3 separate regions of the Homo sapiens genome follow, and all the other regions are linked to region 2. The links are chromatin contacts, found by Hi-C or POLR2A ChIA-PET in ENCODE. All regions are on one chromosome and are shown on one strand. The core of a region is the stretch at or near the end of the contact, and the rest is flanking DNA. Distances in the headings are between cores, read along the strand shown. Region 1 overlaps SIPA1L2 (signal induced proliferation associated 1 like 2). Region 2 holds the start of SIPA1L2 (signal induced proliferation associated 1 like 2). Region 3 overlaps SIPA1L2 (signal induced proliferation associated 1 like 2).

What was found. Hi-C counts contacts between places; a loop is a spot of excess contacts on that map. ChIA-PET counts read pairs that join two places held with the same protein, here RNA polymerase II (POLR2A). Pooled maps may share reads with other maps.
Region 1: POLR2A ChIA-PET joins it to region 2 with 24 read pairs in MCF 10A. The contact joins the enhancer-like site here to the promoter of SIPA1L2 in region 2. A Hi-C loop is called at or near these places in 4 of 168 maps with a recorded cell type or tissue (MCF 10A, PC-3, endothelial cell of umbilical vein and 1 more), 1 of 37 single-sample maps with no recorded cell type and 5 of 50 pooled maps. POLR2A ChIA-PET finds 5 or more read pairs at or near these places in 5 of 52 experiments (AG04449, HEK293, MCF 10A and 2 more).
Region 3: a map of dorsolateral prefrontal cortex shows a loop between it and region 2 (11-fold over the local background). The contact joins the enhancer-like site here to the promoter of SIPA1L2 in region 2. A Hi-C loop is called at or near these places in 20 of 168 maps with a recorded cell type or tissue (IMR-90, Panc1, dorsolateral prefrontal cortex and 6 more), 6 of 37 single-sample maps with no recorded cell type and 17 of 50 pooled maps. POLR2A ChIA-PET finds 5 or more read pairs at or near these places in 3 of 52 experiments (HEK293, MCF 10A and OCI-LY7).

What each region holds. Positions count from the first base shown.
Region 1 is chr1:232,536,344-232,539,786 of GRCh38, forward strand. The region is part of intron 2 of SIPA1L2 (signal induced proliferation associated 1 like 2); the gene reads right to left. Among named protein-coding and RNA genes, the nearest start is that of SIPA1L2, 92 kb to the right of the region's middle. Within about 2 kb of position 2,074, at least 5 of the 41 ENCODE cell types and tissues checked have a DNase peak (open chromatin) inside an H3K27ac peak, as active enhancers do; they include PC-3, where a contact is called at or near this core.
Region 2 is chr1:232,628,738-232,632,285 of GRCh38, forward strand. SIPA1L2 (signal induced proliferation associated 1 like 2) reads right to left here and starts at 1,396. Exons shown (of 23, transcript NM_020808.5): 1 at 1,132-1,396. LOC124904551 (a long non-coding RNA gene) reads left to right here and starts at 1,845. Exons shown (of 2, transcript XR_007066943.1): 1 at 1,845-2,699. RefSeq lists silencers at 1,174-1,273, 1,334-1,813.
Region 3 is chr1:232,508,366-232,511,791 of GRCh38, forward strand. All of the region lies in intron 3 of SIPA1L2 (signal induced proliferation associated 1 like 2), which reads right to left. Among named protein-coding and RNA genes, the nearest start is that of SIPA1L2, 120 kb to the right of the region's middle. Within about 2 kb of position 1,511, at least 4 of the 41 ENCODE cell types and tissues checked have a DNase peak (open chromatin) inside an H3K27ac peak, as active enhancers do; they include dorsolateral prefrontal cortex and heart right ventricle, where a contact is called at or near this core.

The DNA.
Region 1 (3,443 bases), core at 824-3,323, 92 kb before region 2:
CACCTTTAAGGAAAACTGGAGGGAATCTAACTTAAGGCCTGGGAATTCAGAGATGCTCAAAACTATATTCTAGCCGTAAGGGTCCCAACCAACCACTCTCCTGGCCTCTTGAATCATTGCTTATGAGGAACTACTTTCTTCTCACCCTGTTTCAGATGGTATGTGACACCAGTGATGCAAAGCCCAGGGACTGAGAGAAATCAGCCCACCAAATAAAGAAGCCTTTAGGCTGAAATGAAAGCCAGCCTACACCATCATTAAAAATCTGTCAACGGACTGGTGAAAAAGAGTTCTCCAAAAATGAAAAATAAAACAAACAAACAAAACGACAGAAGTTCTAAGTCTAATAAGCTCCTTCTTTTTCTCTTGTAACTGCAATATTGCTATGGATGATTTCACTATATAAGTAATAAATAAAAAGTTCTTCTGCCTAAAAAAAAATAAGACGACTGACAGGAGGAGTAGTTGAGGTGATAAAGAGTCAAAAACCAATTTCTCTTGTGTCCAAATATTTGGGATGTCTTATGGCTGAAGATGTTTTATCTCAAAGAATGTGCTTTAATTTGGAACTATTCTTTTCTATACCACATCATGTCGTAATTACATTATGGGCCAAGCACGGTGGCTCACGTCTATAATCTTAGCACTTTGGGAGGCCACAGCAGGTGGATCGCTGAAGCTCAGGAATTCGAGACCAGCCTAGGCAACATGGTGAAACCCTGTTTGTACAAGAAATAGAAAAATTAGCCAGGTGTGGTGGTTTGCATCTGTAGTCTCAGTTACTTGGGAGGCTGAGGTGGGAGGATCACCTGAGACCTGGGAGGTTGAGGCTACAGTGAACTGTGATTGTGCCACTGCACTCCAGCCTGGGTGACAACGTGAGACCCTGTCTCAAAAATAAATAAATAATAATAATTACATTATGTATTAATTTGGTGGGACCAAGCAATTTGTAAATACAGAATGTCCTACTTCTTGGAACAAGAAATTCTGATCAATAAAATTAAGAAATATTCCTATGTACATAAGTATGCAACTAAACCAATAGTATAACAGCAAAACATCAGAGTTGCTTAAGAAGAACAATAGTAGCAATACATCGCTTTATAGTGCCCACATTAAAAATATACTAAAATTCAAAAGATAAAAAAAAAATGAAGCAACAAGGAATACTTCACAAAATAGGAAAATGATAAATTTTCTTAATTTAAAAATCCCTGAAGCTTTGGTTTTGTGTCCGTCACCCTTGTTTAGCAGGAGCAATGGTGTAATAATGGCTAGTAGCACAGATGGGCTGTGGAGTCAGACGCCAAGGTCAGAACCACAGCTCTACTTACTAGACCATGTGTAGACATGCAAGTTAGCTAACCTTTGTGAGCCTCGATTCTCTCATCTGTAAAATGGAGAATTAATAGGACCTAACTCACAGGACTGCTGTGGGGATTAAATGAGCTGAGGCAGGTAAGGCTTAGAATAGTGCCTCCCATACGCAAATGTGTTCCACAGTTATTATTGTTCATTCATGATCCTTAAACTATCTACATATAACCTTTCTACCTCTAACTATGATATTTAAGCTTGTCCATTTTTCATTCACTGATTACAGACTTCCTAAATGACAAAAATAACCTAAGTGTAACCCTTTTTGTAATAAACATCATTTATTTAAGTTATCTGTGACAATCTCCCAGGCAAGTTCTTACCCCATCAGTGAGGAAATGCTAGGTTCAAATCCTCATTAACATTGGTTACACAGAAACAACAAAAAGTCTCAGTAATTTCAAAGGCAGCAGAATAAAGCTGAAATATCTCCATTTTGGCACAGGTGGGATCACGGTCAGGCCAGGATGGGGCCAGGATGGGGATCTTCTGCTGACACCTAGCTCAGCAGGCCATGGGGCTGTTGAGGGCATGCACCAGAATCACTCAGGCATGTCAGACAAGAGAAGAGGGGGTATGGGGCAGATGAGGAAGGTCTCCTAACCCTACAAACACCCACTTCTCTTCTCCAACACAGAGAACAGTAACTGGCCCTCAGCAGGGGTTATACCTCCAGAATGACTCAGAGGGAAAGAATGCCTGGTGCCTCCGCAATATCTGATCCTTTCAAAGCATCGTTCCACATGAAGGCACTCACTCTGTATGGCACCAGCTCCCTTTCCACAGAGTCCCCCAACACCACTTTCCATTAAAACCTTTTCACCACTGGCACTCAAATGGCCTATGTAAAATTACTGGTTTCAAATTATCCAAAGAGAAGTGGTACAGAGAATGCTGCCATCTCTATGCTAATTCCTACTTCATATAATCTTAAAGTCCCCCAGGCTTAGTGTTTTGTGACCCCCCCTCCCCCACTATACACACATGTGCTTGTATACACACATAACTGAGAAGAAAAACTTTCAATAATTTGATGATCACATGAAGGTACAATTTGAGTAGAGAGCTCAAAATTTCCCAACCATCAAGAATGTGACAGTGGGTGGGTGAGCTGACTCACCACTAATGACAAAGACAAAATTTGACCTCAGCATCTAAACCTGCAAGCGTATATAGAATATCATGTTCTTTTTTCTATTTTTGTTACCTATTCAGACAGCTGACGAATATTCCCAAGATGCAAGTTTTATCTACCTTATTTTCTACTCCTCTTAATCCTGTTTTGATTGCTGGGGGAAGTAGCAGTCACATGCTCTGTTTGTGGCAACACAGAATGAAAATCCTCTCCTCAGAGTCTCCTCGTCAAGCAAACAGCAAATCTGTTTATTCATCATCTTCGGTTCACAATCTCCAGCCTTCTACCAGGCTAACTACACAAACCGCTGCAGGTGAAGCAGCTCAACTCCTCTGTCTAACCTGATGCCAGTTGAAACCCTTGGGGTAGGGTCTTATCTAGGGCTTCTTGGTAACTAGTGGACACCTTAGGCAAGGCCTTGAGAGGTGCGAAACAATCTGAGTCCTTCCTACTACTTACAACTGCAAAAAGTCTAAGGGTCTGTCACTCAAAGGTCAAACGAGAACACTCAAAATCACTTAAACTTCATTTGGTCAAGAGAAATTAAGTAGTTTCCTAAAAGTCAAACAACCCTGAAAATGACCTGAACATCTTCAAGGACGGGAGAAGACATAATAAGAGATTTCCCCTTCTGCATCTTTGCCTTCAATTCTGCACTCCCCCGAGTAGATCTGGGCCCACTACCTCAGAAATTTGGTACAGAGCATCACCAGGCCAATATGCATGAAGACTGAGGTTTTAAAGGAGAGGATCTCACGCAGGTTGTACAAGAAGAGCAAACACAACTGACCTGGAGAGCAGCTCTTCTCTCATTCTGTGCTCTCCCCATTCCCCCAGGCCCACCCTCCAGAACCAGCTAGAGTTGGGATCCCAGCTGCACCCTGTGGCCAGCCTCTTTCTACCACGAGTCTGACGACAGCCCTCTTAC
Region 2 (3,548 bases), core at 146-2,645:
CACACAAACGCGACTCAAATGGGCAGTTTACTAAATGTCTGTCATAAGAAAGCCATCTAGTGTTAACGTTTAGAATGGAGACTGCAGACAAAAGAGGCAAAGAAAAGAAAAATCTGTGCGACTATTTTGAACTTACTGGGCAAAGACATGAGAATCACCAAGATTCTTTGAGGGTTTTTTTCCTTGTTTTTTTTAAAAAAAAGCCATCCTTGTCAAAACCCAGTCTCAATCTAACCAAAATCCAAAATGTCTACAATTTTGTTTTGACCAAAATCATGTTTTGGTGAGCACAATTCCGTAACCAATGCACTTGATTTTTTCCAATACTCAGGCCAGAGTCATCTTGGGCTGAATTAATTTAACTCAAGCAGGTTAATGATGACAAATATCTCCCACAGGGGTAATGCCAAGTTGTTCTCTCTTTCCGAGAAGCCTCGGCTCTCTCTTGCAGATGATGAGCCGAAATTGATTCTTTGGGTTTGCGGCACGGCTGAAAATTAATCTGTAGGTGTTCCCAGGGATATTCCCAGGACGTGGGCAAACTACCCTCACTGACACGGGAAGACCCGGAGAGGCCCAGGAGCTGGCAAAGTGGGAAGAAAGGTCGCGGTGAGTGAGAAGAGCGCTCGCCGGAGGCTCCCGGTCTTACAAAGAGGGATCCGTCCCGGTGAGGGCGCGCGCTCCGGGCGCACCCCCTCTAGAAGGGGAATTAGCCCCGCAGCAAGTTCGGCGTCAGCTGGCCAGGCGCGCCGGGGAAGCTGCGTCGGGCAACCGCGAGCCCTTCCAGAGAGCGTTAGTCAGAGCGAAGTTCTGGGCACCTGGAGAAGACCCTCCTCAGTGCCTGTGTCGCCGAGACGGGAATAACCTTTCAGCCGATCGATAACTTGGAGAGAACAGGCGGCGGCGGCTCCTCTTCCAGCCGGGGATCGGGAGCGCGGGCGCATCTGCGTCTACAAGCCGGACCCTGCGCCGCGACCCTCGCACCCCCGCGCCCCTCGCACCCCTCGCCGCCGTCAGCCCCCCAAAGCGCCCCGAAGGGCATCCCCTTCCCCTTCGGGACAGTCCCCGCCTGGCCGCAGGCATCCCGAACCGACCCTCGCCACGCTGCCCGTCGGATTCCCCGACACGAACCTTCGCAACGCCGTCCGCCGGAACCTGCTACAGCCTGTGCGCGCCGGGCGGCGCGTACCCGGGCTGCCGCCTCGCCGCCCGCCGCTGCCCGGGGCTGCCCATCGGCCCGGACTCTCCCCGCGCCGGGCTCCGGCGGAGGCGGCCCGGACCCGCTGGCTGCGGCTGGAGCTCTCGGCCTGCGCTCGGGCGGCCGGCGGGGGCGCGGTGCTCCTCCTCCGTCCTCCTCCTCCTCTCGCTCCGCCAGCTCCTCCCGGGCTCCCAGTCTGCCGCGCCGGCTCCCGATGCCACCGCCCGCCCGCCCAGCGGCACCGCCCCCCGCCCGCTCTGCGGGCTCCCATTGGTCGCTGCCTGCAGGCCCCCTCGGCCCCGCCCCACGATTGGGCGCGGACGCCGTCAGTCTCACCGTCCGCCCGGCTCCGGGCGCAGCCGGTGCGCTGTTCCCAGGCCCCGCGGCGCGCGGGAGCTGCGCGTCCAGGAGGGGCCCGGACGCCCTTCTTGGGGAGGGGGCTGCGGGGCGCATCATGAGCGGCGCTGGGCGAGCTCGAGGGCCGGGCAGCCTACCTGGACCCCGGCTTCTAGAGAGCCGTCGCCGTCCTTGTCGAGACTCGCTTTCGCCCCTCTGAGGAATAAGTTAAAAACCGCGAGTCTGGTTCTGAGCCGCCCCCTGGCGCAGGCGCGACCCCACCCGGCCCTCCCGTCTCCCAACTTGGGACAGACGCGGCGGCCGGGCGGTCGGATCCGTGAGCCTCGGCCGCTGGGGCTACATACACAGCCCAGGACGCCACAGAATCGCCGAGGCCCCGCGAACGCCCAAACGGCCGCAAGTCGAAGTGATCCCATCTGAAGAAGACAGCGCGAGGAAGCGAGACCCTGCTGTGTGCCGGCCCCCGGAGGGCGCCCCGGGCCCTGTGGGTCGGAGGGTGGGGAAGCACAGAGAAACACGCAGGCAGTAAAACGTTAGGAGGACAGGGGGTGCCAGCGTGCAGGAAATGCTGCTAAGAGACCTTTAGGAGCCAAGGGGAAAACGGAGAGATTGGCAGTTCCAGGCACCCACATCCCAGCGCGGTCCGCTCACCCCTTCCTCCCTGCCCTCCAGGCAGCGCTCAGCCCACGGTAGAAATGTCTTGCATCTTTTTTCCGACGAGGAAGAATTGAACTTTTTATACCCAACTTTTCTGCTTTCTTAGAAATGTTGACTCACCTGTGAGGAAGCATTATTTGAAACTATTATTGTAAATTGCTTGACATTTGAATTAGATGCTGAAAGATTAAAGGGTCTCAGAAGAATCTTTTAAGCTAGACTGGAATTGACTCTGCCTAAATGGACAGCAACAGTCATCTATACGCAGGAATAATAAAGCAGGTGGAGGCAGCCTCTAACTTACCTTCCAGCCACACCGTAGAATTTCCTGAGCAGGCTTTTTTGTCAGAGTTTTGAGCTGGGTTCCCTGAGACTGGATTGGGGCTTTCAGTTTCTCCCCTTCTAGAGTCAGACTTCTTCCTGAAGAAAAAGTGTTATCTCTACTTCCCTATCACAAACACTTCCTAGAACACAGCCCTGTTAAAAGGTAAATAGAGGCGGTCCTTCCCACACTATATTTCTCTGTGATCTGAAGCATGTACACATTATACAATCTTTCGTATCTTTTTAAATTATAGGTATAATCTGTGGGATTAGATATAACTAAACAGGTCAAGAAGCAATCCTGTGACATAATACAATTCCTGAGCACTCCAGGTTTTGATGAGTTTCCCAATTGTCACCCCATTATCAGCATTTACAAGATTGTCATGTATTCATTTAACAAACATTTATGAAGCCGGGCGCGGTGGCTCAAGCCTGTAATCCCAGCACTTTGGGAGGCTGAGGCGGGAGGATCACAAGGTCAGGAGATCAGGATCTTCCTGGCTAACACGGTGAAACCCAGTCTCTACTAAAAATACAAAAAATTAGCCGGGCGTGGTGGCAGGCGCCTGTGGTGGCAGGCACCTGTAGTCCCAGCTACTCGGGTGGCTGAGGCAAGAGGATGGTGTGAACCCGGGATGTGGAGCTTGCAGTGAGCCGGGATCATGCCACTGCACGCCAGCCTGGGTGACAGAGTGAGACTCCGTCTCAAAAAAAAAAAAAAAAAAACAGATTTATGGAGATCCTCTGATGTTCCAGACCATACTAGGTGCTGGGAATATAAAATGCACAGGACATAAGGCTCGGCTTTTCAAGAGCTCACCAACTCACAGGTGTATCCTCATATGTTGTAGATACTCTACAAGAGGTATCAATGTTATCTCCTGTGTACTCAACAAAACCCTGCAGGAGGAGCAGCCGTGAAGGAACTTTTCCTGGGAGTGCCTAGGGAGGACATGATCACATTTCACCTTATTGCGTGTTTCATTGTCTATAAGGGCCTTGAGGAGAA
Region 3 (3,426 bases), core at 261-2,760, 120 kb before region 2:
GTGCACAACTTCTTAACAAGTTAAGGATTTCGTCACCAAGCGGGGGAGACCTCACGTGTCAACACACAGTGTCTGGGCTCTGCCACACAGTTCCAGCACTGGCCCCACTGTTGGTGGCAGTGTGCAGTGCCAAGCAGGTCCAGAAGGAGGCAAAGCCTGCTGCTCTGCTACAATGGAAACCAGACTCACTGATGCTCACATGACTGACCGTGGTCAAGCACAACTAGAATCCCTATCTAAGGGACCCTTTGTCACAGCCTGTTTCACAAATGCAAAGCTCAAAGCAGCAGCAAATGGCACATTCACAATGAGTCCCATCAGAGAAACAGTAATGTGACAAACGGCACCAATGTGTCTTCATGGTTATCGCCCGTGAAAGGAAGGGACTTATTGGGCATTCACTCTACTTGCTACTATCCTCACTGCTTTTAAAAAAGCTGTTTTGGCTGGGTGCGGTGGCTCACGCCTGTAATCCCAGCACTCTGGGAGGCTGAGGTGGGTGGATCACCTGAAGACAGGCGTTCGAGACCAGCCTGGCCAACACGGCGAAACCCCATCTCTACTAAAAATACAAAAATTAGCCGGGCGTGGTGGCACATGTCTGTAATCCCAGCTACTTGGGAGGCTGAGGCAGGAGAATTGCTTGAACCCGGGAGGCAGAGGTTGCAGTGAGCCAAGATTGCGCCACTGCACGCCAGCCTGGGCAACAGAGCGAGACTCTGTCTTCAAGAAAAAAGAAAAGCTATTTCACTGAAAGCTACAGATGGATTTGCCTGGGCAAGCGATGTTGTCACACAGTTTCCTGTGTCCTGCCACTCCCCTGCAGAAATCCTTTCACAAAGTTATTCAACAGCCTTTCAGTGATGATGTGTCACAGAAATACACCTCAGCATCAAAAGCAGACATTTCACATTAACTACCCAATAAAGAAGAAATCACATTATTAAAGTATCGCACTTTAAACATTTGCCATGATTGGGAGCCAGTTAATTCTCTTGAAAATGAAGTTTTACACAGAACCCTGAAGCACAGAACAAAATAAAAGCACTCTGGAAAGTATTGAAAGATAGATCCCTGAAAGTCAGTTTCCAAAGAGAAAATCCTTGAGAGAAGGGAAAAGCAAAAAAGGGAAAGAAAAAAGCTATCTCAAAAACATCGTTATCTGTGCCAGTCTGCCCAGGCCCTCTGTTTTTAAATACAATGAAGCTCACCCAACTCATGATGTTTGCAGACAGAAGGGTCTTGCACAACTGTGTCCAGTGGCTGAAGCGGGAATGGGAATCTACTCCCACACCATAGGAGGCCTCCACCTCACTGTACTTTTCACTTAAGAATCTGGGCTGCTGCCTCTGCCTGGAGTCCTTAATGGCTCAACAAGAGACCAGCAAGAGCAGGAGCAGATGCCATTGTAACCAATTTCACTTTGAAGTCACACTGGACCACAGGGGAAGAGCTAAATATAGGAGGAGGCAGGACACAGTTCACAGCTGCGCTGGAGAGAGAACAGAGCAGCCGGGGCTCGGCCTTCTTCTCGCTCCTGGTGGCCGCTCCTTCCCCAGCCCGAGCCCATCTGCAGGCACAACAGCACCTTCCACAGCACAGAATCACAGAACACTGAAGACAAAGTGACCTCACGGATTGCCTCCCCACTCCCTCATTTTGTGGGCTTTGCAAAGCACAGTCATGTACCGCATAGGGATATTTCGGTCAACAATGGACCACATACATGACGGTGGTCCCATAAAATCATGATGGAGCATATACAGAAATCTGATGCATGGCACTTGATATTGGCAGTGCAGATGAATAAGGGGAAATGTCTGATATTCAGTAATGGTGCTGGGACATTTGGTTTTCAATATGAAAATATATATATATATATGAATAAAGATATATATCTAGGATTGTGTAAGTATACTCTATGATGTTCACGCAATGACGAAATTGCCTAATAACACATTTCTCAGACCATATCCCTGTTGTTAACTGATGCGTGACTATAGTCTAGAATTCTGCTTTCTGACTCGTTTATAAATCCACTGCAAAGCTCAGAACCAGAGAGTGTGCCCAACAGCACCAAAATGCCAAACGATAAGCGTACATCCACCCACAATTCACTGACAGGGTGTCTACACTCAGATTCTTCTTTGGAGCTTATTTATTTCACATTCAAACCTAAGCAGTTTGATGATGTCATTTGCAATGCTCTTGAAAAACTAAGTAGCTCATCAGAAAAGGTGGAGGAAATAAATCACTTGCAGAGGAGTCTTTAAAACTACCAAGAAGTGACAGTTGAGAATTCAAGAGAAAAACTACAAGTAGCAGTCAAGAAAACTAACAGAATCTAGCAACCTAAAATCATCTCGGGGAACAGACCCTGGGGACATTAATGAATCAAATGGTGGTGACCGGGGTGCACAAAACAACAGTTTTTCATTCCACTTACACTCAGACATGTGCAACAGCATATGAATGAGACGCTGGCACTAAGTTTTGGCATAAATATGAACATATATATAATTTTATGTTCTAGTATTTCAAAGTCTGAATCACAAACTATTTACAAAACTCAGCTAGCCAGAATGACTAATTACCTGGGGATTTCAGGGCATAATAAATCCAACAGACTTTATTTTATTAAGAATTGGCAGCCATGGCTTCATCAATAAAAATAACCTTAATTAGGAAGCCTATCTCTCCATCTCCCTTTCCAAAAATAACTAACTTCCACCTAGAGAGCATCCTTGAGCAGTGTGATATAATGTGATACCTCTGCATGAACACGGGCATGAGGGTTATGAGTTATTTTCACAGCAGAGACAAAAAAGCAGGTCCAGGATTCTTTGATTCCACTGGCTGGAAGGAAGTAACTATGGTGTTAACACTGAGGCACACCTGAAGCCAAGACCGAAATTCAGGGTGGAGGAGAGGAAAGGAGACACAACAGGGGACCAAGATCTGTTGACAAAACTATTTCAGTCCTATTATGTCATCAGTATGAGGACAGAGAGACAATTCACACTAAGTGACCAGATGCAGTGTAAATATCTGTTTATTTAGCTTTATTGCATCAGATCATTTCTCTGATTCATGTTGTCATAATGTGATTACAAAAGACATGCTAAGTCTGGATTGATGCAAAAACAGGAGGGGGAATTATTAATAATCACAATTTATCTGGCAGACAAATTCTTTTAAGTCTATACTCCATGAGAAAAAGTAATAAACAGGCTTCACAGTGGTTTAACGTTATAAGGGACTGAAGTGGACAGAGTGACCTCCTAAGGTCTGTGTTACCCACCCTCCCCAACCCACTCCAATAAAACAAACTACAGTCAAAAATTACACAAATATTCTCAAGACAGAAACCAATACTGATGAAATTAAAATCTAAAACCATAAAAACCCTAGAAGAAAACCTGGGCA